3 separate regions of the Homo sapiens genome follow, and regions 1 and 2 are each linked to region 3. A link is a loop called in an ENCODE intact Hi-C map of the cell type or tissue named here. Cell type or tissue: heart right ventricle. All regions are shown on one strand. Region 1 has its middle 62 kb from the start of MIR9-3. Region 2 overlaps RHCG (Rh family C glycoprotein). Region 3 holds the start of MIR9-3HG (MIR9-3 host gene).

The links. A loop is a pair of places that touch in the nucleus more often than their neighbours do. Peaks named below come from ENCODE experiments on the same cell type or tissue, not always from the same donor. Only the 100,000 strongest peaks of a DNase experiment are listed, where the experiment ranks them.
Region 1: it touches region 3 in a loop (8-fold over the local background); 108 of 110 quality-filtered maps call a loop at or near these places.
Region 2: it touches region 3 in a loop (12-fold over the local background); 42 of 110 quality-filtered maps call a loop at or near these places.

Annotation. Positions count from the first base shown.
Region 1 is chr15:89,425,909-89,433,908 of GRCh38, reverse strand. No RefSeq gene overlaps it. Among named protein-coding and RNA genes, the nearest start is that of MIR9-3, 62 kb to the right of the region's middle. RefSeq lists an enhancer at 1-23 and a silencer at 2,869-2,928. In heart right ventricle, a CTCF peak has its summit at 3,029 (motif pointing right); a DNase peak (open chromatin) is centred at 3,028; H3K4me3 peaks cover 721 bases; H3K27me3 peaks cover 1,823 bases.
Region 2 is chr15:89,471,814-89,479,813 of GRCh38, reverse strand. It overlaps RHCG (Rh family C glycoprotein), which reads left to right. Exons shown (of 11, transcript NM_016321.3): 5 at 326-492; 6 at 1,840-1,977; 7 at 2,161-2,297; 8 at 2,608-2,732; 9 at 2,986-3,059; 10 at 6,951-7,103; 11 at 7,959-8,000. The coding sequence ends at 7,079. Among named protein-coding and RNA genes, the nearest start is that of RHCG, 21 kb to the left of the region's middle. In heart right ventricle, a CTCF peak has its summit at 6,831 (motif pointing right); a DNase peak (open chromatin) is centred at 6,854; H3K27me3 peaks cover 4,593 bases.
Region 3 is chr15:89,355,706-89,363,705 of GRCh38, reverse strand. It overlaps MIR9-3HG (MIR9-3 host gene), which reads right to left and starts at 2,127. Exons shown (of 6, transcript NR_190310.1): 1 at 1,437-2,127. LOC124903549 (a long non-coding RNA gene) reads left to right here and starts at 5,040. Exons shown (of 2, transcript XR_007064750.1): 1 at 5,040-5,123. RefSeq lists silencers at 4,427-4,476, 4,537-4,596, 4,654-4,948 and an enhancer at 4,657-4,936. In heart right ventricle, CTCF peaks have their summits at 4,704, 4,904 (motif pointing left) and 6,834; DNase peaks (open chromatin) are centred at 1,845 and 4,935; H3K4me3 peaks cover 788 bases; H3K27me3 peaks cover 7,869 bases.

The DNA of each region.
Region 1 (8,000 bases), 70 kb before region 3:
ACAGGACAATGCCCACTTTTTCAGGCAGCTGGCAGAGCCTGCCAGGCCCTGGGTGTCTGAATGCCCATTGGAGCCAGACACTGGACTCTGTTTCCCAGGCAGCCCTGTGCCAGCACCTGCCCCCACCCAGAGAGAAGGAGCCTTTCTTTCCTGCTGGCCAAGGCCAAGGCTCCCAAAAGAGCATCAGCGGCAAGAGGGGCTGACCTTTGTTCAGGAAACTGGAGTTTCCTGGCCACCCGTACCCCACCTCCACTTGGGAACCTTGGAGCTGGAAAGGGAAGTATGTGTAAGGGCCTCAGTTCCCCTCTGTGAGTCTGCCCTGCTCCCTCCAGACTCTGAAGCTGCAGGACTGCCAGCCGGCCTTGGCAGACCCCCTCCCTGCCCCCACCCCACCCCACCTATTCATCAAGGGCTCTGAATGCTAAAGACCTTCACAAGGCTCATCCTGTTGGCCTTGAAAGGGACTCACATTAAAGACTGCTGCAGGGTGCATTTGGAGGGAGGGAGGGAAGAAGGGATTCCAACTGGAGTGACTGTGCCCACTTGGAAGGTTGCAGAATTGAGACCCACAGAGGTACCTGATGATGAGCCCAGGCTCCCCAGCTAGGGGAGGGACATGGATTGTGTCTCCAGACACCAGTTCAGGATTTGAGTTGCATGTGGCTTCCAGGCCATTTGCTCTAATGACTCACACCACTAGTTCTGTATAAGGACGTGGATCAAGGTATCCTCAAGGGGCCTTGGATACTGCTGGGGTTATTTGCTATCCAATCCTGACAGTTCCATTTGGGCCCCATGGATGAGCAAGTGCAGGGCCAGCTGGGATTTCTGGAAGGCCTGGGACTCACCCAGAAAATAGCCTCGGAGACATTTTGGTGTGGCTGTCCAGAAAGCCAGGCTGTGGGGCACCCTCTTCCATCAGGCCAGCTCTGGGAGATCCCTAAGCCTGAGAACTGAGGGCAGCAACACCCCAACACCCCTCCCTGACAGCCCCATCCACTCACCCCTAGGCCAGAGAGAGGGAGCAGGGGTGGATCTTGTGCCTGTCACACACACCGCTGACATGTACAGAAACATACGCACAGAGACACTAGACCCCCTCACCAATAGATGCAGGGAGACACAAAGATGAACACACACACACACAAGCACACAGCAGACAATGGCTGTTGGATCTTTATCATGGGCACTGTGATGTGTGCCTGGCCCTGATCATCTCATTTACTCCTCACACAACACACAAATATACGTAGAATGGGACCTAAGCAGAGAGACCAAGACACACATATTGGAAACCCAAAGACAAATACCTCACAGACTCAGACACACAAAAAGGACAACCAAACCATGGACCCACAAAGATAAACACACCAGTGGTGTCCCAAGGGCCAGGAGGTAGGACAGAGCCAGCCAGGAGCAGGCAAGTACTTTGTCTGCAGAGAATTTAAAAGTCACCATGCTTTTGATTATCAACTTGCACTGCAATTCCTTAACCGTGTCCGTAAAACAATGCTCCATTCCCCTCCCCAAATTATTCTGTTAATTCTTACCTGTTTTATTCCAATTTTTTTATTGGGGTAAAGTATGCATAACACAAAATTTATCATTTAACTGCTTTTTCATTGTGATGTTTTAATGATTTTTAAGTGTGCAATTCGTTGGCATTAAGTACATGCACGATGTTGTGTGACCATCACCACGATCCAGGACTTCTTCATCATCCTAAACAGAAATTCTGTACCTATTAAACAATAACTCTCCATTCCCCATCTCCCAGTTCCTGGTAACCTCTATTCTACTTTCTGTTTCTGCGAATTTGCCTTTTCTAGGTACCTCACATGAGTAGAATCACACATTTATCTTTTTGTGTCTTAAACTGTTTATTTTATTTTTATTAGTTATTTATTTATTTTTGAGATGGAATTTTGCTCTTGTCGCCCAGGCTGGAGTGCAGTGATCTCGGCTCACTGCAACTTCTGCCTCCCAAGTTCAAGCAATTCTCCTGCCTCAGCCTCCCGAATAGCTGGGATTACATATGTAGGCTTCAAATATGCACATTTATATTACTTATCCTTTAGTTAACCTTGTGTTCTACGTGAAAGTTAATTCCAAGAACTCCTGGCTCCGCAGTTGGCCTCTAGACAGGTTTTGATGGTTGGCATCTACCAAGTCACTTCCGGTGCAGGCTGTGTCTCCAGGCCCTAGCTCCATGATAATGAAGTTGTAGAACAGAACTTGAATTGCTTAATTTTATTTGTGACTAAAATTTAAAACTGTGAATCAGAGAGCAAGCTGTGAAGCTGCAATAGTTTTTGTTTGGAAAATGCAAATTTTACATTATATAGGGAATATTTTATTGAATTTGAACAATACGTTTAAAGTTGAAGTCTCTTCTTTGCAGATTATTCGTATTTTAGTCTTATTTAATTCTAATGTAATGTTATTCATTACTGGGACAAATCAGTATGTAAGTATATTCCCCCCCTTTGTTTAAATAATGTAATTTAAAACTATTTGCCCATTTTTTCCCTTTTTTAACTATAATGACTATTTCTTATTTTATTTATTTTTGAATTGGCATGAGTTTATATAGGAAATTCAATAAAAGAAAATTTTGGCTGCCTGCCATTTATTGTTACTCATTTCATGATTACTACTGCCAATAATTTTGTCTTATAGAAGAGGGCAGGTGTTAAAAATCTGCTCAGGGTATATGCTAGGTACCCCCTGAGACAGGTGTGCGTGCACACACACACACACACACACACACGGGCACGTGCACCCTCTGCTAAGTGCCCAAGTCCGCTAATCACGAGTGGGTGGGTCTCTCCAGCCAATAGTAGTCCCGGTGGTGGGAGGGTGGGTCCCAGATTGGGCGCCGGCGGACAAGGTGGGGTCGGGAATGGACGGCAGGAAGGAATAGAAGAGGATTCAGGCCCCAGTGAAGGTCCTGAGCCACAAAGACCGCCTCTGCCGCCTACTCCTGCCCCTTGCCCCGTCTCTGCTGCACTTCCGAAATCTACCACGAGGTGTCGCTGTGGCAAAGCGATCCCCGCCTCCGGACGCTTCCGAACTCTCTCGGCGACGTTTGCTGAGCGCCCTCGGTGCCAGGTACCGTGACTGGCCCTGGGGAGTCCAGACAAATGAGGTACAGCCTCTGTCCCTGAGCACCGCACAGCCTGGCGGGGGGCTCACAATGGGATCTAGGTGTGCACAGCCTGGCGGCGAGCGAGGACGTGGAAGGGCGCTCAGAAGCGGCTGCGTCACGGAGGGCCTTTAGTCCCAGCCGGAAAAGCTCAGGCTTTCCCACGAGGCGAGCAAAGGTCTGAGCGGACGTGTGCTTAGAAAGGCGCTCTGTGTGCTATTATTTGTGTTTTAAAAACGAAGGAAGGGTGCAAAATAAAGACCATACATTGTGAGTGTTCATAGGATATATCTGGAAGATATTTTAAAATGGGGGACATTTGTGTCCTCAGAAAATGAGATTCGTGGCTGGGCACAGGGATGGGGTAACTTTCACTCCGTGTATTTTGTTCATTTTGAGCTATGGAAATGGATCAACTTTCTGAAAAATACATGAAACAAAAACTATTAAATTAAAATTTGTAAAGTCTTTATAATAAAAACAAGTCAGTTAAGATCATTTCAACTGTGTTGTGTAAGATGAGCTGGAGAGACAGAGGCGGAGGCAGGGAGACCTTCAGAGCTGGGCATTGGTCCTGGGGAGGAGTTGGAGGAGACCTGGCCTGGTGGGGAGGTGGGGTGTGAGCACACCGCTGGGCTCTCCAGCAGTGATGACAGGCACAGGGCTTGGCTTATGGATTTTTCTGGGGCAACAAAAATATAAGGGCATGAAAAACAGAAGTATTGCTCCCAGATTTTAAAAAGGAAACTACAAAATCCAAATGAACAAATGTTTAATTAGATGTCTACAGAATGGAACTCATGCCAACCAGCCAATTGTCACATAATTCACAGAGCAGAATGTGAGTGCATTTTGATAGGTTTGACATGTTGCGGCAGGGAAGCCCAGTGGGGGATCCCCAGGACCTGCCTCCATTCTATACTTCCAGGGCTGAAGCCAGGCACCAGGGAGGCTCAGAAGTCACATCCCATACCAGGAGCAAGTTTCTGAGGCTTGGATACTCTTAGATATCCTCATGCCAAAGCCCCCTCCTGCCCCAAGTGAGGAGTCTGAGCAGGCCAGGTTGAGGGCAGCCCCCAACAGCAGGGCTCTTTCAAGGGTGTGTGTGTGGAGCAACAGTGGTGGGATAGCATCAGTGAGTGGAAACTACACCACAATAGTCAAGCCCACTCCCTGGACAGAAAAGGAAGCTGAGCCCAGAGCAGGGCAGGGACTGCCCCAAGGCCACACAGCCAGTTAGTTGGTGCACTGAGACTCATCCTGTCAACTCTGGCTTCCAGATCTTGGTGGCCTCCACTGGATCACATTGATGCCCTGCACACCCCAGTCCTGAAGCCAAGAGAGGACCTTCAGGGACCTCTTGGCCTTCCTCAGACAGCACTGCCAGCTATTCATGACTCCAGAGGGTTATTTGGTGGGATTTAGGAGAAAGTCCACATCCCAGGCCTTGCAAATGGCTGTGCCTCCTGGGGAGAGGAGTGGAGGGGAGGGCTTGTCCAGGCTGCTGGACATTTGCCAAGTCTCAAGGCACAAGCCTGTGAGCTGGCCTTCCTGTGTCACAATTCTCTCACCACAGCAGGCCTCCGTCACCAGCTCACCCTGCCCCACAATCCTGGTGCATGCAAAGGCATCTGGATTCCCAGGCTTGATTACATAAAAATTTAAAACTTCCATGAAGCAAAAAATACCTCATATGAAGGTAAATGAAAAGTGACCAATGGAAGAAGATGTCTACAACATAAGTAAAAGAGGAATGATATCTATAATATGTAAAGAGTTCTTATAAGTTAATAATTTAAAAAAATATGAGTAACCCAACAGGAGGCAAGGGTCCAATGAGGTAATAGCAGGAAAGGAGCTTTGCAGGAAGAGCTGGATATGTTTGAGGGTGAGTGTCCTGGGAAAAGTTGAGAGGAGGAAGCTTATTCTCTCCTGGTAGGCACAGAACCAGAACTGAACCATCTCTGTCTATTCTTTCTTTCTGACTGAGAGGCATGAATATTCCCTATGCCAGTCAGCTCAATGGAAAACACACACACATACACACGCACATATATACACACACACATACACCCCCTAAGCAAACGTCCTCCTGAGAGCCCTTCTGTGAGTCTTCTAAGATGTTTCAGTCCCACAGAGGGACTCTAGACTGAACCATGAATCCTATGAGTAACAGGTGAGCTTGAGGCCTGGGGAGGACACTTGGCAACCTCCCTACCTCCACTCCCTCTTTCTCCTTCCTAATAGAATCCCAGGCAGCCACCCTATTGCAGGCCCAGCAAAGGATTCATGATTGGACAAGACCACAGGTTTTTGAGAGGAGCAGCTGCATCCCACAGGGTGTTTAAATTTTTGTGGAACATAATTGGTAATGATGGGGGCACTGTGGGCATTTGGTGAGCAGGAATCGAGGTTAGAATTCCTGACAGTTGCACATAGCAAAACTTTGGCCTGAGCCCCACGTGACTTTCAAATGTTCCACTGGACAGAAATGTAGGTGAAAAATCTGAGCCTAGAATCTAATCTCATGTGACATATTAATAGAAAGGTTTTTTTGCAAGACTTTCATATATATTGAAAGCATACTGCAGCAAACCGCCACTGTGCACATTGAGGAGGCCTATGCTTTGTTTCACTGGTATCTTCCCAAGAGTTACCACCTCAACACAATCATGTCACTGGTAGCAATGTTACCAGTGGCGCTTTGGTCACCAAAACAACCCACCTATATTTGCCCATATCTGTTGCTACCGCATTCATGGAGCTTTTAGGCGCAGGTGAAAGCATCTGATTGTTTCATTATGTTTTCTAGAATACTTTTGCCTCAGCATGTATCTTGAAATATATTTTATTAATTATACATTTCCTTTTGTTTTTCTTTTAGAGTTAGGGCATTGCATTGCTATTTTTGCAATTACATGTGTAAGTAGGTCCTACTTCTACAGATTTCATCAGGATAGTAATATTTGTTATGAGAAGGGAACCCTGAGCCTAATGGGATCGAGAATGGCTGGCCTGAGCCAGACGGCAGATGGAAATCCCCCGGGGATGACTATGGGTTCGTGGATTGGGTGGAGCAATTTTTGGCATCTTCACTCTTTGGCATGAACAAGGAGGCAACCACACGGGCCTGATGGCTACTGGCAGCCATCTTGTGTTCATGAGGGAAATGTTCCTGAGAATAAAGCCAATGTGGAGAACAGAGGTGGGGGACCTGGATCTTTGGTGATGTCACCGAGCCCTGATGCTATGGCATCCGAGGATACCCTGCCTCTGCATCTCCAGCCCTGTGAGGTAAATGTTCTTATGAGGAAAACAGTGGCAACCAACTGTTAGGTACAATGGCATGAATGGTTTGGGTTAAATGGCACTACTACCTCGGTTTCCCTCAGAAAAAGGGATCTTGGTGAGCATGGATACAGCTTCCTCTTACAGTGATGCCAACATGGCCATTCATGTTTCTGACCCTTTAACGGCCACCTTTAAAGGCCAGACCTCAGAGGAGACAGTAGCAGCTGCAGTTTTCTTCCTGCTATAGGCTTCTCTCCACCTCTGAGAAATGTTCATGGGGCTCAAAGTGGGTGGGGCAGAAAGGCTATGAATCTAGGTCTCCATAAGAGCTTCAGGCTCAGTATCCACTGTGTAAACCAAGAGTGGACCCGAGCCACAGAAAATCCAGCCTGGCAGAATCCCGGCCTGTTGCGCACATCTGGAAGACATGCGGGAACTACCCAGTCCAGCTCCCTGTGTATCAGTCAGGGTAGGCTGTATTATGGTGACAGCAACCCCCCAAATCTCAATGACTTGAAGCAACTATGTTTCATTCCCACTCCTATTTACATGCCCATTGAAGATGGGCAAGAAGCCTCTGCTCATCCAAGTCACTCCGGGACGCAGGCTGCAGGGAGTTCCATGTTGACCCGTACTCTCACCATTCCTGGAAGCAGAAGGAGAGCACAGCAAACCCCAAACTTACTGTCCATTAAGGCTTCTGCTGAAAAATGTCACATATCTCTTCCCCACATTTGATTGGCCAAAACAAGTCACACGGCCATACCTGCCTTCACCAGAGATAGGGCGCATACTCCTCCTGCCAGGAGGGCCAGTAAAGGAGAAGACACTGCATATGAGGACAGTGTACAGCCTCCTACACTTGATTTGTTGTCATCTATGTGGTCACCCTGATTCTACCTGAGCTCCCAGAGGACCTTTCCATGACAGCAGGTCTGACTGTGCTGGCCTCCATGTGAGGGCCTTCAGGGGACCTCATCCCTGACCAGAGGAAATGCAAACCTTCAGCATGGCCATCAAAACCATTCATGAGGCCAGGCACGGTGGCTCATGCCTGTAATCCTAACATTTTGGGAGGCCAAAGCAGCCGGATCACTTGAGGTCACGGGTTCGATACCAGCCTGGCCAACATGGTGAAACCCCATCTCTACTAAAAATACAAAAAATTAGCCGGGCATGGTGGTGCATGCCTGTAATCCCAACTACTTGGGAGCCTGAGGCAAGAGAATTGCTTGAACCTGGGAGGCAGAGGTTGCAGTGAGCCGAGATCATCCCACTACACTCCAGCCTGGGTGATAGAGCAAGACTCTGTCTCAAAAAACAAATAAATAAACAAACAAACAAAGAACAACCACGGTCTAGCCTCTATTTACCTCTCCAACTCCTCCCTCTTTATTTGCTACTTACTCATTCAGCCATAAACATTTACCAAGTGCTTCTGTGTGCTGACCACTGTGCCAAATGCTGAGCATGAAAGGATGTACATCCCTGTGAGCCCCTTAAAAGCCCAGACCACCTCTTGTTCATATCCAAAGACTCCCAGCGGCAGCAGCCTGCCATGTGT
Region 2 (8,000 bases), 120 kb before region 3:
AAGAGAAAGCAGTGCCATGTGGAGGATCTCCCTACAGTAGAGAAAAGATTCTCCCTCCTGGCGCTGTGGGAACAGGGTGGGGGCATTTAGCCCAGAAATGGGGGTCAGGGTAGACTTCCTGGAGTGGTGTGGAAGGCTAAGTGGGGGGTAAGGAAGGCAGGGAGGGCCTTCCAGGAAGAGCCCCTGCATGACTAAAGCTGCAGAGGTGGAAACAGCTGGGTGTGGGGTCATCTCTAGAGCTAAAGGACAGGATGCCTGCCTGAGCTGTGGGGCTGTATCTAATGCCTCTCCTCCCGGGCCCATTGGGCCTGTCTGGTCTGACCAGGCACCCTCTTCCTGTGGATGTACTGGCCCAGCTTCAACTCAGCCATATCCTACCATGGGGACAGCCAGCACCGAGCCGCCATCAACACCTACTGCTCCTTGGCAGCCTGCGTGCTTACCTCGGTGGCAATATCCAGTGCCCTGCACAAGAAGGGCAAGCTGGACATGGTGAGCATGAGGGCGTTGGGGGTGTGGCTCTGACTGCCTGGGCCTGGAGGGCGCTGATCACCATGCCTTGCCAACACCTCTGAGGGGATCATCACACCCATCTTGCAGATGAGGTTGGGGGAGAAATGATTTGTTTTGAGCACATGGCCAGTTTTCAGCAGCACCCAGAGCAAGGATATTCTTTATCTTGTTTTTTTTTGTTTTGTTTTGTTTTGTTTTTTTGAGATGGAGTCTCGCTCTGTCACCCAGGCTGGAGTGCAGTGGCGCTATCTCGGCTCACTGCAACCTCTGCATCCCAAGTTTAAGCAATTCTCTTGTCTCAGTTTCCCAACTAGCTGGGACTGCAGGTGCAGGCTACCACGCCCAGCTAAGTTAGCTAATTTTTGTATTTTTAGTAGAGATGGGGTTTCACCATATTCGTCAGGCTGGTCTCAAATTCCTGACCTCAGGTGATCCACCCACCTCAGCCTCCCAAAGTGCTAGGATTACAGGTGTAAGCCACTGCGCCGAACCTATCTTATAATCTGACACAAGCGTCTTGACGTGGGCATATGTGTGCTGAGACACTGTCTGGAGTATCGATTATTTGGGGACACTATCACCATGCAGAGAGGTGGGGATTCAGGCACCTGGGGAAGAGAATCAGACACACAGACTGGCACACCTGTGTGTATCCACACCCACCTGCAGGAAGGGACATGGAATAGGGTCAAGGACAGGGACTCTGGGGCCACACAACCTGGATCAAGACACCTTTCTGCCTCTTGCTAGCTCTGTGGTCTTGGACAAGTCATTTAACCCCCCTCACCTCAGTTTCGCCATCTGCAAATGTTGCAAGATAACTGTCCTCACCTTGCAGACTTGTTGTAGAGATGGAAAGCGCTAACCCCTACAGCCAGCAGCACGGTACCTGGTACAGGTTAGCATTCAGACAGCAGCAGCTGGTGCGTGCCTATGTCTAGACCCCATAGGCACTTGACGTGGACTTGCATCCATGGCAAGAACGTTCAGACATGCTAGTCTGGGCACACAGGTATACATGGTATACATAAAACAACAGTGTGCTTGTTGTCAGGGCTCACCAGCAAGTGCACCAGCACATGGAAAATGCCCAGACCTACTAGGCGGGATGGGTGGCATGTGCAGAGAGGCACAGGGAGCAGCTGTAGCAAGCCTGGGTGGGGCTGAAGTCCTCTGCAGGCTCCTGGCTTGCTGAGGTGAACTCCCAGCCATCCCCGGCTCCCAGGAGCCAGGCTGCACCCTTGCACAGCCAGCAAGTGAGCTCCTCCAGGCCCGGTGCTCCAGGGAGAGGACTGAGTTCCTGCCTGCTCTGCCTGCCCTGCCCAGGTGCACATCCAGAATGCCACGCTCGCAGGAGGGGTGGCCGTGGGTACCGCTGCTGAGATGATGCTCATGCCTTACGGTGCCCTCATCATCGGCTTCGTCTGCGGCATCATCTCCACCCTGGGTTTTGTATACCTGACCGTAAGTGCCCCAGGCAAGGGGCTGGGGGCTAGAGAATGCTGAGGTCTTTGTGTTCCTGACAGTGAGCTGAGGGTTCCTAGGGAGGGGGCTGAGGGCTAGAGAATCCTGGGTCTCTGGAATCCCGGCCTCCCCACACCCTTGATGCAGCCCCCGGCCTGAGCAGCACCCACCTCCCGTCTCCAGCCATTCCTGGAGTCCCGGCTGCACATCCAGGACACATGTGGCATTAACAATCTGCATGGCATTCCTGGCATCATAGGCGGCATCGTGGGTGCTGTGACAGCGGCCTCCGCCAGCCTTGAAGTCTATGGAAAAGAAGGGTAAATGTGGAGGAGGTGCGGTGGGATGGAGCTTCCCCCTTCCTTCTCCCATCCCTTCTTCCTGCTATTCCTCTGGGACCCGACTGCATCTTTCTCCCTTTCCTTCCCCACTCTGGACCAATTGTTTCATGGGTCTCTCTCCCCAAACTCTGTCCCTTAGAGTTTTAGAGGCCAACTGATATGTCCGGTGTCCCCATGTTGTGGGTGGGAAGGCTGAGGCCCGTGGTACCCGGTCACATTTTTGGGGTGGCAGCAAGCTGTTACTTGGCCTCTCCATGGGGCCCTGACCTGCCCCCTGTCTCCACCCCAGGCTTGTCCATTCCTTTGACTTTCAAGGTTTCAACGGGGACTGGACCGCAAGAACACAGGGAAAGTTCCAGATTTATGGTCTCTTGGTGACCCTGGCCATGGCCCTGATGGGTGGCATCATTGTGGGTGAGCAGGAATGGCTGAGCCAGAGAAGGGGGGTGCTGCTGTGGGGCTCCCTGGGTGGAGAAGCAAAGGGCATGCGGCACAGGTCAGCCTGAGCCCCCAGGAATCCCTGATCTCTGCACTTCTGGCTACAGGACTGGGACAATTTGGAACTCAGCCCAAGGGCCCCAGGAGGATTTTCCCAGCTGAGGGAAATGGCTGGGGTGAGCAGAGAGAAGGCACTTCCTGACATCCTGTAATCTCCAACTTTCTGTAGGGCTCATTTTGAGATTACCATTCTGGGGACAACCTTCAGATGAGAACTGCTTTGAGGATGCGGTCTACTGGGAGGTGAGTTCCAGGGACTTGGCCCCCTGAAGGAGGGCAGCTGCGTTCCCTCCCTGCCTCCACTGCATCAGCTGGGCTGGGGCCTGGGGACCCAGATGCCGGGGGTGGGGGTCAGAGCCTACATTACCCTACTTCTTCATCGGGGGAGGCTGTGTCTCATGGAGGTTGAAGACTCTTCCCTCTAGACCCCAGGGCTTGGAGTGGGTGATGTGTACCTCTCTTTCTGCACACCCTAGAGGGGGTGACAGAAGCAACCTATAGTCAGGGCTACAGCTGGAGTTTACTCTTGTCCCTAAAGACTCAGTCAGCTTTATTCTAGAGCAGTGGTCCCCATGGTATGGTGCCCGGCACCATCAGCATCACCTACAGACTGGTTAGAAATGCAAATTCTCATGGGTGCCGTAGCTCACAACTGTAATTCCCACACTGGAAGGCTGATGCAGGAGGACAGCTTGAGCCTGGGGGTTTGAGACTAGCCTGGGCAACATAGGGAGACTCTGTCTCTACAAAAAATAATAGAAAACTTATTCAGACATGGTGGAATGCGTCTGTAGTGCCAGCTACTCTGGAGGCTGAGGCAGGAGGATCGCTTGAGCCCAGGAGGTGGAGGCTAAAGTGAGCCATGATGGCGCCACTGCACTCCAGCCTGGGCAATAGAGCAAGATCCCGAGAGAGACAGGGAGAGAGAGAGAAGCGGAGGGGAGGGGAGGGAAGGGAGAAGAGAATGAGAGAGAGAGAGAGAGAGCGAGAGCAAGAGAGAGAGAGAGAAATGCAAAGTCTTAAGTTCCTCAGACATCCTGATTCCAAAACAAGGGGGCGGGCCCAGCACTCTGGTTTAACAAGCCCCAGGTGGTTCTGATGACAAACAAGTCTAAGCACCACTGTATTTGAGCAGCGGTTTTCGCGCTAAGATGCACACTGGAATCACCTAGGGAGCTTTGACAGCATTCCAAAGCCCAGGCCCCAGCCCACAGAGACTTGGATTTAACTGCTCTGGGGTAGGGTCTAGACATTAGAATTTTTTTAAAGCTTCCTCGGGGATTCTAACACCCAGCCTGGGTTAGGAATCACAGTGCAGTGCTCAGCTTCAGTCTCCATGAGAACCACCTGGAGACCTTCCCAGGCACCACCCCAGAGGTTCTGATTCAGTAGGGACCGGGACTCTGCAACTGACAAGCTCCCAGGTGATTCCAATACAGAAACTGAGTTCTGGACTGGGCGCAGTGGCTCATGCCTATAATCCCAGCACTTTGGGAGGCCGAGGCGGGCAGATCACCTGAGGTCAGGAGTTCGAGACCAGCCTAGCCAACATGGCAAAACCCTGTCTCTACTAAAAATACAAAAAAAATTAGCCGGGCTCAGTGTCTCATGCCTATAATCCCAGCTACTCAGGAGGTTGAGGCAGGAGAATCACTTGAACCCTGGGGCGGGGGGGCAGAGGTTGCAGTGAGCTGTGATTGCGCCACTGCCCTCCAGCCTGGATGACAGAGTGAGACCAAAAAGGAAGAAAAAAAAGGAAGGAAAGAAAAGAAGGAAAAAGGAAGGAAGGAAGGAAAGAAGGAAGGAAGGCAGGCAGGCAGGAAGGCAGGCAGGCAGGAAGGAAGGAAGGAATGAAGGAAGGCAGGCAGGAATGAATGAAGGCAGGCAGGCAGGAATGAATGAAGGCAGGCAGGCAGGAAGGCAGGAAGGCAGGCAGGAAGGAAGGAAGGCGGGCAGGAAGGAAGGCGGGCAGGAAGGAAGGAAGGCGGGCAGGAAGGAAGGAAGGCAGGCAGGCAGGAATGAATGAAGGCAGGCAGGCAGGAATGAATGAAGGCAGGAAGGCAGGAAGGCAGGCAGGCAGGAAGGAAGGCAGGCAGGAAGGAAGGAAGGCAGGCAGGAAGGAAGGCAGGCAGGAAGGAAGGCAGGCAGGCAGGAAGGAAGGCAGGCAGGAAGGAAGGCAGGCAGGAAGGAAGGCAGGCAGGAAGGAAGGAAGGCAGGCAGGAAGGAAGGAAGGCAGGAAGGAAGGCAGGCAGGAAGGAAGGCAGGCAGGAAGGAATGAACGAAGGCAGCAGGCAGGCAACTGAGTTCTGCAGCATCCCACCCCTTTCAGCAGTTGAGGAACATTGTTCTAGATATGAAAGTGGTGGAATGTCACAGAACTCAGTTTCCTTAAAAACATGCCACAATCTGGGCTTTCTGTGACTTCAGGCTGGCCTCTCCCCATGAATCATGATTGGAGGTGCCCACCTGCCATTGGATGATGCAGGATGGCAGGACTCCCCTCATGCCTCCTGCACTGTCCTCTCATGACAAGGGTGAGGACCCGCCTGTGTCTGTGGCTCCTGGGACAAGGGGCCACCCATAATGCCTTTCACTTAGCTCTGTATTTTTAAAACCATACCAGAAGTTTTAAGGGTAATTTTAACTACTATCTACTATAAGGTAACTTCATGCACATAACGAATGTCTCTTAAATTAACTCTTTAAAAATGTTTTTAATTAAAAATGACTAGGCGCTCATTAAAGAAAATCTGGAAATACAGTAAAATAGAAATCCTGTCACCCTATGTCAAGCAATATTAATATTTTCTGGTATATTTCCTTTCTATCTTTTTTCTCTGCATAGATTTTTCTTACACGGTTGAAATTGTATTATTCACCCAATTTAGTATCCGTCTCTTTCTCCTTACCACTCTATCATAAGAATTGTTCTGTGTTATTACATTCCTAATAAACTTTCTTTTCTCACAGGATAATTATTTCTATTCTATATTTAAGAAAGTCAGAACTTAAACTATTTTAGACACCACAATTAGAAACCAACAGATTTTACGCTAACGAAATAAATCAGAAATGTTATCAGTTCCCCCATGTAGAAGTTCCCTCTTGGTTCTGTTTTGATCTTTATAATTTATTCCAAGTTCACACCTCTCAGCTCTATATACCTTGAGCAGTACAGACGTCCCCCAGTAACCTCAGGGGATTGGTTACAGGATCTCTTGCGGGGATGCTCAAGTCCCTGATATAAAATGGCATAGTATTTGCATAAAAGCCTACATGTATCCTCCCACATATTTTAAGTAATCTGTAGATTACTTGTAATACCTAACACAATGTAAATGCTGTATTGTTTTTTGTTTTTATTATTTTTATTGTTATATTGTCATTTTTTGTTGTTGCTTTTTCTAAATATTTTCAACCTGTGATAGGTGTAACCTGCTGATACAAAACCCATGGGTATGGAGGGCTGGCTGTACCTGGTTGGGAATAACAAAATTCTGTGCCAATGGAAGGAACACTATCAGGCAGTCCCTGAGGCCCTGAGTGGTTTACCTTGGGAGTGAGGTGGCTTCTCAGAGGATGGGGATTGGACCAGTGTTCCCCAGGACCACAGATGGGGCAAGGGCAGGGCTGACCTGCCCTGCCTGCCCTCCACCTCTCTACCCACTTCTGGCCTTCCCTGCACCTTCCCCACCCCATTTTCGGACCTGTCTGCAGTTTACAGAGCTTGCCATACTACCTTTTACCGCCTCTGCCCCTTACTCCAATTCATCTTTTAAAAGTGGGTTCAGCACAACTTCTCAGCATCCCCCAGGCTGGGTTATAAGCCTGTTGTGTGCATTTGCAACTCTTACTGTCACTGGGTATTTCACTGCAATGCCTCACCATTGCTCTCATGGGGCAAGGACACTGTCTCCTCCTTGCCATGCCTCAGCACCCAGGACAGTGCCTAATATAGGGTAGGGGCAGGACTCCTGTGTTGAAGGACCACCCTGCTCTCCGTGGCATGTGATCCGCACGGCGATCACAAGGTGGCGCTCGCCACACACCATTTGCAGCTCCAGGTTCTAGTCACCAGGGACACCCTTGCCTGGACTGGGACAGGGCCCTCAGAGTTGCATCCTCTCTCTGTAGATGCCTGAAGGGAACAGCACTGTCTACATCCCTGAGGACCCCACCTTCAAGCCCTCAGGACCCTCAGTACCCTCAGTACCCATGGTGTCCCCACTACCCATGGCTTCCTCGGTACCCTTGGTACCCTAGGCTCCCAGGGCAGGTGAGGAGCAGGTGAGCATGGGCTTGGCTTGGGGGATGACAGGGAGGTTCTCCCAGTGGGGGCCCAGCTCTCAGAATCAGATGTTACTAGCAAAGAGGCAAAAAGCAAACATCAAGAAATGAGGGCTTCCACCCCTCCTGCCTGAGGTGCAGTGGGCACATGGGGTTGGCAGGGGAGCTTCTTAGAGTCAGACAACGTGCATCCAGGACAGACACAGGAACAGGTGAAGGCACAAGGGCCTGGAAGGAATATGGAAGGAGACCTGGGGGCACACTTGGCTTTGTGACTGTGCCTGCTGGTGTGTGACTTTGAGAATCTCTTCACCCCAGAGACTGGGCCTCGATTTCCTCATCTATAAAAATGAAGCTGACACGTCTGGTTGTATTCAGTTGCTCAGCTCAGATGAGACCCACCCTCCCCTCTTTCTTTCCGTCAACTAACACTGTGCCTCCTCTGTGGAATGCACCAAGCCCTTGCTCATGGCTTTCACATCTAACCTTCCCAAGATCTCTACAAGGCAAGTAGAATTACTGCCCTCATTTTAATAGATGAGCAAACTAAGGCTCGGAGAAGTTCAGGTTCTTCAAGATCACACAACTAGCAAGTGGAGAAACTGGGGTCCTTGCTGGTCATTGTTACTGTTTTTATTATTGTTATTTAACTTCCTTGGAGGCCAGAGCTTGGCAATAGCTGGGTCTGGGGCCTGAGTGATGTGGCAAGAGAGGATGTTAGGGTGCCAGGAAAGAGGAAGGTGAGGCTATGCCCAGTTGCCTTTAATGTCCACCCCATCCAGAAAAGAAAATGGTGCCTGAGAGGCTACAGCAGGACCCGGCAGTGACCCGCTGCTCTTGGCTGTCTCCCTGCAGGCTCCACAGACTGTCCTGGGGCCCAGAGGAGCTGGTGCTGAC
Region 3 (8,000 bases):
AGACCCTCAAACTCCATCCTCTTCCCCTCCATGGCTTAAGAATCCCCCTCCTCCAGGATATGGGGACACAAAAGGGGGCTCCCTTTAGGCCCAGCACCTCGATTTCTGCCCAGCCACAAAGATTCAGTGTGTTTTTCTGGACTCCAGTACTGCTTCTGTGATCTGACCCTGGAAGTTCTCCCAGCTTCTGTTACCTCCCTGCTCTGACGGGTCCAAACTGGACCAACTCCCCCACCAACCCTTCTTCCAAAGAAGCCCCTCACTTGACTCAACCTCCACCGCTGCCCATATTCTTCTCCAGCTCAGTGGAGCCTAGGCTGGAGGAGGCTGCAGAGACGCCCACAGACAGATCAAAGAGGCCTGTTCTGGGGCACGGAGTGGGGAGCAGAGTGAATAGGATTTCCCAACAACTTCCCATTTCAGAGGGGGAAAAACGTCATAAATCTTGTCTAGAGCGGGTGCTGTGTGGTGCATTTTTCTCAAAATATTTTTTTCAGGAAGCTGCTTTCTAGGTTATTATTTTTTGTGGGGGAGGGGATAAGAAGGAAGGGGTAGGGGGGCAGTGGCTAGGGAGAGGGCGATCCTGGGACTCACAGGAACCTCACTTCAGAAACCTTCCTTTCTGCTAAACCTGTCTGCAGCCCCACAACTTCCAGCCGACCCTGCGCCCTTCCCCTTTCCGCTCACCCAAAGTCCTCACCTCTGGGCGCTTCCCACTGCCCCACAACCCTTTGCCCGGGATGACTGAGTCCTGCCTCCCACCCGCAGTGGGAGCGCACCTCTCATCCCGCCCAGCGGCAAAGGGAAGCCCCAGCTGCCTGAGCTGCCCAAGGGGGCCGGGCAGGGATGCCCCAGCCCCCTCTCTCAGTCCAGCCCAGCTCCCTGACGCTGCCCTGGCCGAAGCCACCGCCCTCACTCCCTAGCCCTCGCTCCCCAGCCTCGCCGAGACACAGCGGGCAGTGGCACTTACGGACCGGGAAGGGGGCCCGGGCCCCAGCGAGGCAGCGGCGCGGGTGGGGCGGCTGTGGGGACCGCGGCTCCGCCACCCCTGATCAGGCGCGTTCCCGGGCTCAGGCCCAGCTCTAGCCGCCCTCCGGGCGCCCCTGCCCCGGCGAGCGCATGGCAGACAGCTGCGGGAGGCAGGCACGGCAGTGGCGGAGCGGGGGCTCCTGGCCGCGCGCCGCTTCTCTGGGCTCTGAGCGGCTCCCAGCGCCGCCTTCTCGGGCGGGCACGGCCCGCAGTGACGTCAGCGCGGCTCCCCCCGCCCCCCCCTTCACCCCGACCAGTGCGGAATGGAGGCGGCGGAGGAAGGCTGTGAGGGGCGCCCAGCCGTGTGCCTTGGCCTTTCCTCCCCACGCCCCGCTTGCCTCCCAGCTTTTCCCTGGGAGTCGCAACGCCATTCGTCCCCCCTCTCCTCCCCGCGCTGCCAGACTCACTCGGAGCCACCAACGACCTGGGAGGTGATGGCAAGCAGCGGGTTGGAAGCCTCGCTGGCAGCTCCAGACTTAGGGATCCGAGCTGCTTTGGGAAGAATGGAGAGCTGAGGGCATGAGGGTCGTCCACCTCCTGGCTGAAAGGGGGCGTCTTATCTTTCCCCCCAGCACAGGTGTTGGTTAGGCTGGGGATATCCACGCTGGATTGGATGGTCCCGGGGCTCCCGTGTGAGCTCAGAAGGGATCTTTTATCTCGGGAAAACGTGTCCCATTCGGAGCTGGGGATGCCCTCTAGGCTGGGTCCTGCTTCTTCAAGACCCAGAGCAGCCCTGCGGCCCTCCTACCCGCCATGTGCCCGAGGCTGTTCACCGGCAAACTCGCTGGGCCGACTGCGCCCCAGAGCCGCTGTCCAAATGCTGAATCTGGCCTCCCCTGGGCTGGCTCCCGACGTCCCGCTGCCTATGGCTCCGCGTTTCCCTCAGGGGCAGGCAAGGGGTTCTGGGACGCACAACGCGGAGGCCCCAGGAAACTTTGGGGCTCCAAGATGACATTGGAAAGCTTCAGGATAGGGGGCGATCGGTCGAAGGGAGACAGAAGCCAAGAGAGCAGGCAGAGCAGCGCGCCTGGCACGCCGAACCACGCGCCCTTGATGACTCGCCCCGGGTCCCCTCCGCCCGCCCGTGTGTGTTTCTCCCACTTCCACAGTAGGGGAGGTCCCTAGGCTGAACTTGTCAGCGGGTCTCACCATTCATCACGAGCCAGACAGACAGGCCAAGTTCATGAGCAATACTGTTAACCCCTTGCAAGCCAAGCACCTCTCACAGGAGGAAGCCTCCTGGCCAGGGAGCGTTCTCTAAGGTTCCAGAGGCACTGCCTCCCAGGAACGTGGCAGCCACCGCTCCTTTCTTCTTTTCGGCTCGTCTCCTAACCATTTATTCCGTCATTTTATTTACACTTTTGGTTTCCACAGTCTTTCAAGTTCCTTCTCTTCTAAGTTAGTTTGATACCAGTATAACTGACTGCCTTTTAAATGTCTTCTTTTCCTACGTTGTGGCTGTGTTCATTGTGGAAACATTAGAAAATTTTGAAAAAATGAAATAAAATAATAATTGGCCCTATATTTTACACCTAGAGGCCTGACTTTAAAATACAAACTATATATTCTCATAGAAGAACCTAGATTGCTGGTTGTGCGGGGTGGGGAGTGAAGAAGGGGTGGAGAGAGAGAACCCAGTCTTTCTGAACTGGATGGGGAAGGAAAAACAAAAGCTCTGCGAAAGGGCTCAAAGAGGGAGCCCTATCCTCCTGTTAGAGGAGCCAAGGAGGGAAGCAGCGCCATGTAGGGCTAGACACAGGGGCCCAGACACCCCCTCCACTCACTGGTTCCTGTTCTAGCTCCAAAGCCCTAGGGAAGCTTCTCCTGGCCTTGACCGTGTGTGTGTATGTGTGCGTGTGTGTGTTGTGGGGGGAGGTGCTCTCTGCCCTGGGCGAAAGCTCAGTTCTGCTCCGGAACCCCAGCCATCTCCTGGAGAACTTTATCTGATTCTCCTTGCGGTCTGGTAGACTTGGGCCACCCCCTCCCCCATTTCCTATTGAATTCCTGGCGTCTGGTAGCTGGCGGCAACTAGGGCGACCTACCAACTTTTCCCCTGGGCATTTTCTCACTCCCTTCACCCCCCAGTGCTTTCTTTTCTTCTCCCAGCGCTCCTTTTGAAAGGAGGCACCCAGGCCGAGAACGTGTTCTGCAGTTTAACTACTTCCAAATTCTTTGTTCAGGTCACCCCGGGACTCCATTGTCCGCTATTGAGAGCGCGGGCAGGCCGCCGGGTGCGCCTCTGCCGTGCAGGCCTGAATCCATTAGGCCACCGATCCGGCCCCTGCGGCCCATTGACGCGCCTCCCTCGCCCGAGCGCCTGTGGCCCCCCTCCCTTCCCCTCCGCTCCCACCCTCAGCTGCCTTTTGGACTCCGCGGTGGAGTCACAGAACGCTGCGGGTCCGCCCGCGGGGGTTATTTGGGTCTCGCTCTGTCTTGAGGGGCTGGTCACGGTGCAGCCTCGGATGATTCTTGTGGGCTGTGTCCTATCCTGCAAGCCTCTTCCGGGGTGCTGCCCAAATTCTACTGCTTGGCTGCTGGGTACTACTTGGACCTGCAGGGCAGATTTTGTGGGGGCTGCAGCCCCAAACTCAGGAATGGGGGTGGGGGAAGAACAGCCAGCAACATCCTTCCTCCAGCTTCTCCAGCTTTCCAGCTGCTCCCCCACAGCCCGGATTTCTGTTCCTCTCTTTCCTCCAGGCCTGCGCCCTCGAGCTTCCAGTAGGGTCAAGCCTCTCCTGAGCTGGGGGAATGAAAGGGGGGCCATCCAGTTTCAGGGGGTAGCACAGCAGGGAGGGCCGGCCGGTTCCTGCCCCAAACACGCGCTCATGACGCCCTCGAAGGCTGGTCTCCTCAGGAGGGTGACTTTCCCCCAGCTCACTGGAAAAGAGGCAAGAGTCGCTCTGGCCTCAGATGCACGTTCCAGGCTCCCAGGGTGACAGGGTACGGCTAGGGGGAGGAGGCTCATCCGCCCCTGAAGCCTCCTCCTCTCCTGCCTCAGGACTCAGGGAGACGCAGAGCTTGGGAGTCCCCAGGGGGCTCAGCTCTGAGGTGCGTGCCTGGGGAAAGTCGAGGTTCAGAGGAGCAGCGCCCCCAGAGCCAGTGTCCAGAAAAGTATGGCTTGCCGTTGCGTATCTTTTTCTCGGCGCCTGAAGGTTCCCTAACCCCGTAGCGAGCCTGTTCCTCCTGCTGTGGGGTTACTGGGTCACTGAGTCCAGGGCGAACATCGACGCCCAGCCACGGGGCTTCTCGAAATCACTCGGGCCTCTGCTGGGGCCCGCCTTCTCCAGTCTGAGAATCGGCCAAACCCTTCCCGGAAGCTTAATTCCAGGAGAGAGCCGTGGAGGAGCCACGGAGGCCGGCGCGGGTACCAGGAACGGGGGCGCAGGGAAACTTGGCCGGAGAAAGGGTGCGGATGGGGGTGCAGGGCGCAGAGGCGCAGGCTGGATGGTGGGCGCCACTCCCCGCCGGCCGAAGAGGGAGGGAGGGAGGGAGAAGAGGAACGGGTGGTCTCCGCCGCACCTTCCCTGACAGCTTGGCCAGGACCGCGGGTCGCGGGGCGCGGGGCGCCGGACCTCGTGGAACCGCCGCGGCCTGGATCGGCTGCGAGGAGCCAGCTAGCGCCCCCTGGCGCCTCCGCCGAGCCCTCACAATGCCGTCGCCCAGTCCCCCATCCCGCCGGATTCCAGACCTGAGGCTGAGGAGGCTGGTGTCCGCGCACCCCCGAGACCTCGCCGGACTACGCCAAGCCTCTTAGAGGACGTAGGAGCTCCTGAAGGTCTCCCACGCTCCAACCCACGGCCTCCGCTCGTCCTGCCCACCCGCCCCGAGTGCTCCAGTCGGCGGTGCTGACCTCGCAGCTCTTCCGCCCCATAAGCTTGGCTCTGCGCGCTGTCCAACAGCGCCCTCTGGTGGGCGTTCCGGGGAGATGCAGGTGAGCGCGGCTGAGGCTGCCACCGATGTCGAGAACGGCTCGGGACCCGCGCAGCGCGGGCGGTGCTTGGGCACCTGCCTGGCGGTTTGTGGCTAAGTGTAGGGGACGAAGATGCAGTAATCTAAGGAGAGCTGGGCACCTCTTTGCCTCTCAACCACTACAGGTCAGGAAACAGAATGAGGGACAGGGTGAAATCTCACCTCCTCTTCCACCTAAGACTGGCACCTCTGCTATCTTGGCCTCCTTCAGGAAGGCTTTCTGGAGACTGAAGCGGACGGGGCAGGTTTGGGACCTTACCCTCGATTCTTGCAGCCTGGCAAGAACCCTGCCTTCATGGCAGGTCCAGTCCATTTGCAGCTTTGCCCTCCCCATCTCAGTGGCTTTCTTTTCCGCCAGGGTCCCTCTCATATCTGCAGGGCCTCAGAAAATTAAGAAATAAAAGCCCTTTCTCATCAGATCCGGAGATCCCTTATTCCAAGGGCAAGGTGGGAGATGGGCAAGAGGTAACGATGAGATGAGCGAGCAAGGCCCGGGATTTGGAAGGTCTGGAGATGTTTCCCCAGGCTCCCAGCCCCGTGACATGAGTGTCCTTTCAGGCTCAGCATGGTGTTCTGTCTTCAGTCTGGCCACGCATTTCGATGGCTTTTTGACATTCATTCACTTATTCATTCAACATATATGTGCTGAGCTCCTGCTATATGCCAGGCACCGCTAGGGATAAAGCTCAGAAAGGGTAAGTAATGTGCTCAAGGTCACACAGCTGGAATCTGCCGGAGCCACAATGCAGCCCCAGCCACTCCAGCCCTACCTCTCCCCTCTCACCTGGATGACTTCAGAAGTCTCCTAATTGGGGCTCCACCTCAGAACTCAGCCCCCTCCAATATGGCATCCACACTGCTGGGGAGAGAGCTTTGTAAAAGGCCAATCTGATCATGTCTCTTCCTTGCTTGACAAGGGTCTTCTGGCTCCAAGAGAAAGCCTCGAGTCCCTCACAGGCATACAAGCTCCCCCTGAGACTTGTCCCCCTGAGAGCCTTGTTCCCATTTTCAGGAACCCGACACTCCAACCATCCCAGGCATCTCTCATTTCCTTAAGGCCCAAGCTCTTGCACCCCTCCCTGCCTTTGTGTGACCCTACAGTGTCTCTGCCTGGAATACTCCTCCCTCTGGGGTGTCTTTCAGATTCTCGGTGAATGTCACTCCTCCATGAAACTTTCTGACCTGAACATATCCATCGTGGCCTCTTCCTTCACCTAAAGACTGGATGGGCCTAACTGGCCATACTTCTATGTCCTTCATCCTCCCTTCCCCGCTGACAACTAATTAATTGAAGCTGGCATGGCCACTGACCCCCGAGGGCTAATCCCTGGTCTGGCCTGAATGTACCAGGGTCTCTCCTGAGCACTGAAGTGAGACCTGGACTGGGAAGGTGTGCAGTGAGCAGGGGGAGCTCAACAGCCTCTGGAGTCAGTGCTGTGGTCAGGTGATAAGGGGACAAAGAAACTGGGAAAATGGAGCAGGCGAGTCAATAAACTAGCGGAGAAAAGGCCATGGGACTGGCAAGAGATAAAGGGCAAGAGAGAGACTTTCTCAGATGGCTTATGCCCTGCCCTAGCAGGAGTCTTACTCCTTTCCTCTGGCCTGCTTTGCATAGGATTCTGTCCTCTGCTCCTGCCAGCCCTCTGACCCCAACCCCCTTCTGCCAAGCCCGGCCCTTTTTCTCTGTGTGCCTTCCCGCCTAAGCAGCCCCTGGGCTGTACTGCAGGACATCTAGCACGTCTCATGGTGGCCAGCCTCCTGAAGGGCTGGCACCATTCAGAACTGGCATAATTCAATTTCCCCAGAGCCAGCAGCAGGCACGCCACCACGTGGCAATTGTGACAAACACAGTTTGCAATCCATTTGGACGCCAGCTCAGAATGATGAGTTTATTGATTAACGTTTAAAATGTTTTAGGATTTGCATTTTTCAGATTTGTTCACAGGGTGAGAATTTGCTAACAGTTAACGATTACCGAGTGGGTATGCTGTGCCAAACACGACTCCAAGCACTTTGTTATTAATCTTCACAGCTGTGCTTATGCCAGAGCTGCTCTTACTATCCTCACCCGGCAGATGGGAAAACCCAGGCACAGAGAGGTTAAGCAATTTGCCTCAAGTCTCAGCTAATCAGCAACTGAAACAGGATGAGAGCCCAGAGTCCAAATTCCTAGACTCTATGTTACACTGCCTTTTAATAATAGTTCAACGCACCACTGCACTCCAGCCTGGCGACACAGCAAGACTCTGTCTCAAAATAATAATAATAATAGTTCTATATTGTCCCATTCCTGGTTCACATAATCCAAATGTCCATAAAAGAAGCCAGCCAGTGCTTATCAGCAGACTCTATTGCAAGCCTCTTTCTTTCTTTTTTTTTTTTTTTTTTTTGAGATGGAGTCTCGTTGTGTCACCCAGGTTGGAGTGCAGTGGCACAATCTCGGCTCACAGCAATCTTCACCTCCCAGGTTCAAGCGATTCTCCTTTTTAAAATGCCAATCTGATTGTGTCTCTTCCTTGCTTGACATCTGTCGGTAAGGGTCTTCTGGCTCCAGGAGAAAGCCTCAAGTCCCTCACAGGCGTATGAGCTCCCTCTGAGACCTGTGCCCCTGAGAGCCTTGTAATCCCCAGTAGCTGGGATTACAGGCACCATCACGCCCGGGCAAGCCTCTTTCAACTCATCTGCTTCCCCCATATGACTGTGAACCCATTGAGGGGAGGAATGCTGTCTCAATTATCCCCAAACTCCCGGCTCCTGACACAGAAGACACAGTCAACATTTGGTGTATTGAAAAATGGCAACTTCCAGACATAAGAAGCTGTGGAAACACCCAGCATGTTTCTATATGTTTTCTTTGTTCCCATGGCAAATTCTGGCATCTCTCTGAAAGAGACTGCAACAAAAGCCTTTGAATTTTTCCACACACAACGCCCCCACACAATGTACCCTGGGGCAAGTTTTGGAGAAAAAAAATCTAGGGTTCCTATGGACCACAAGTTTAT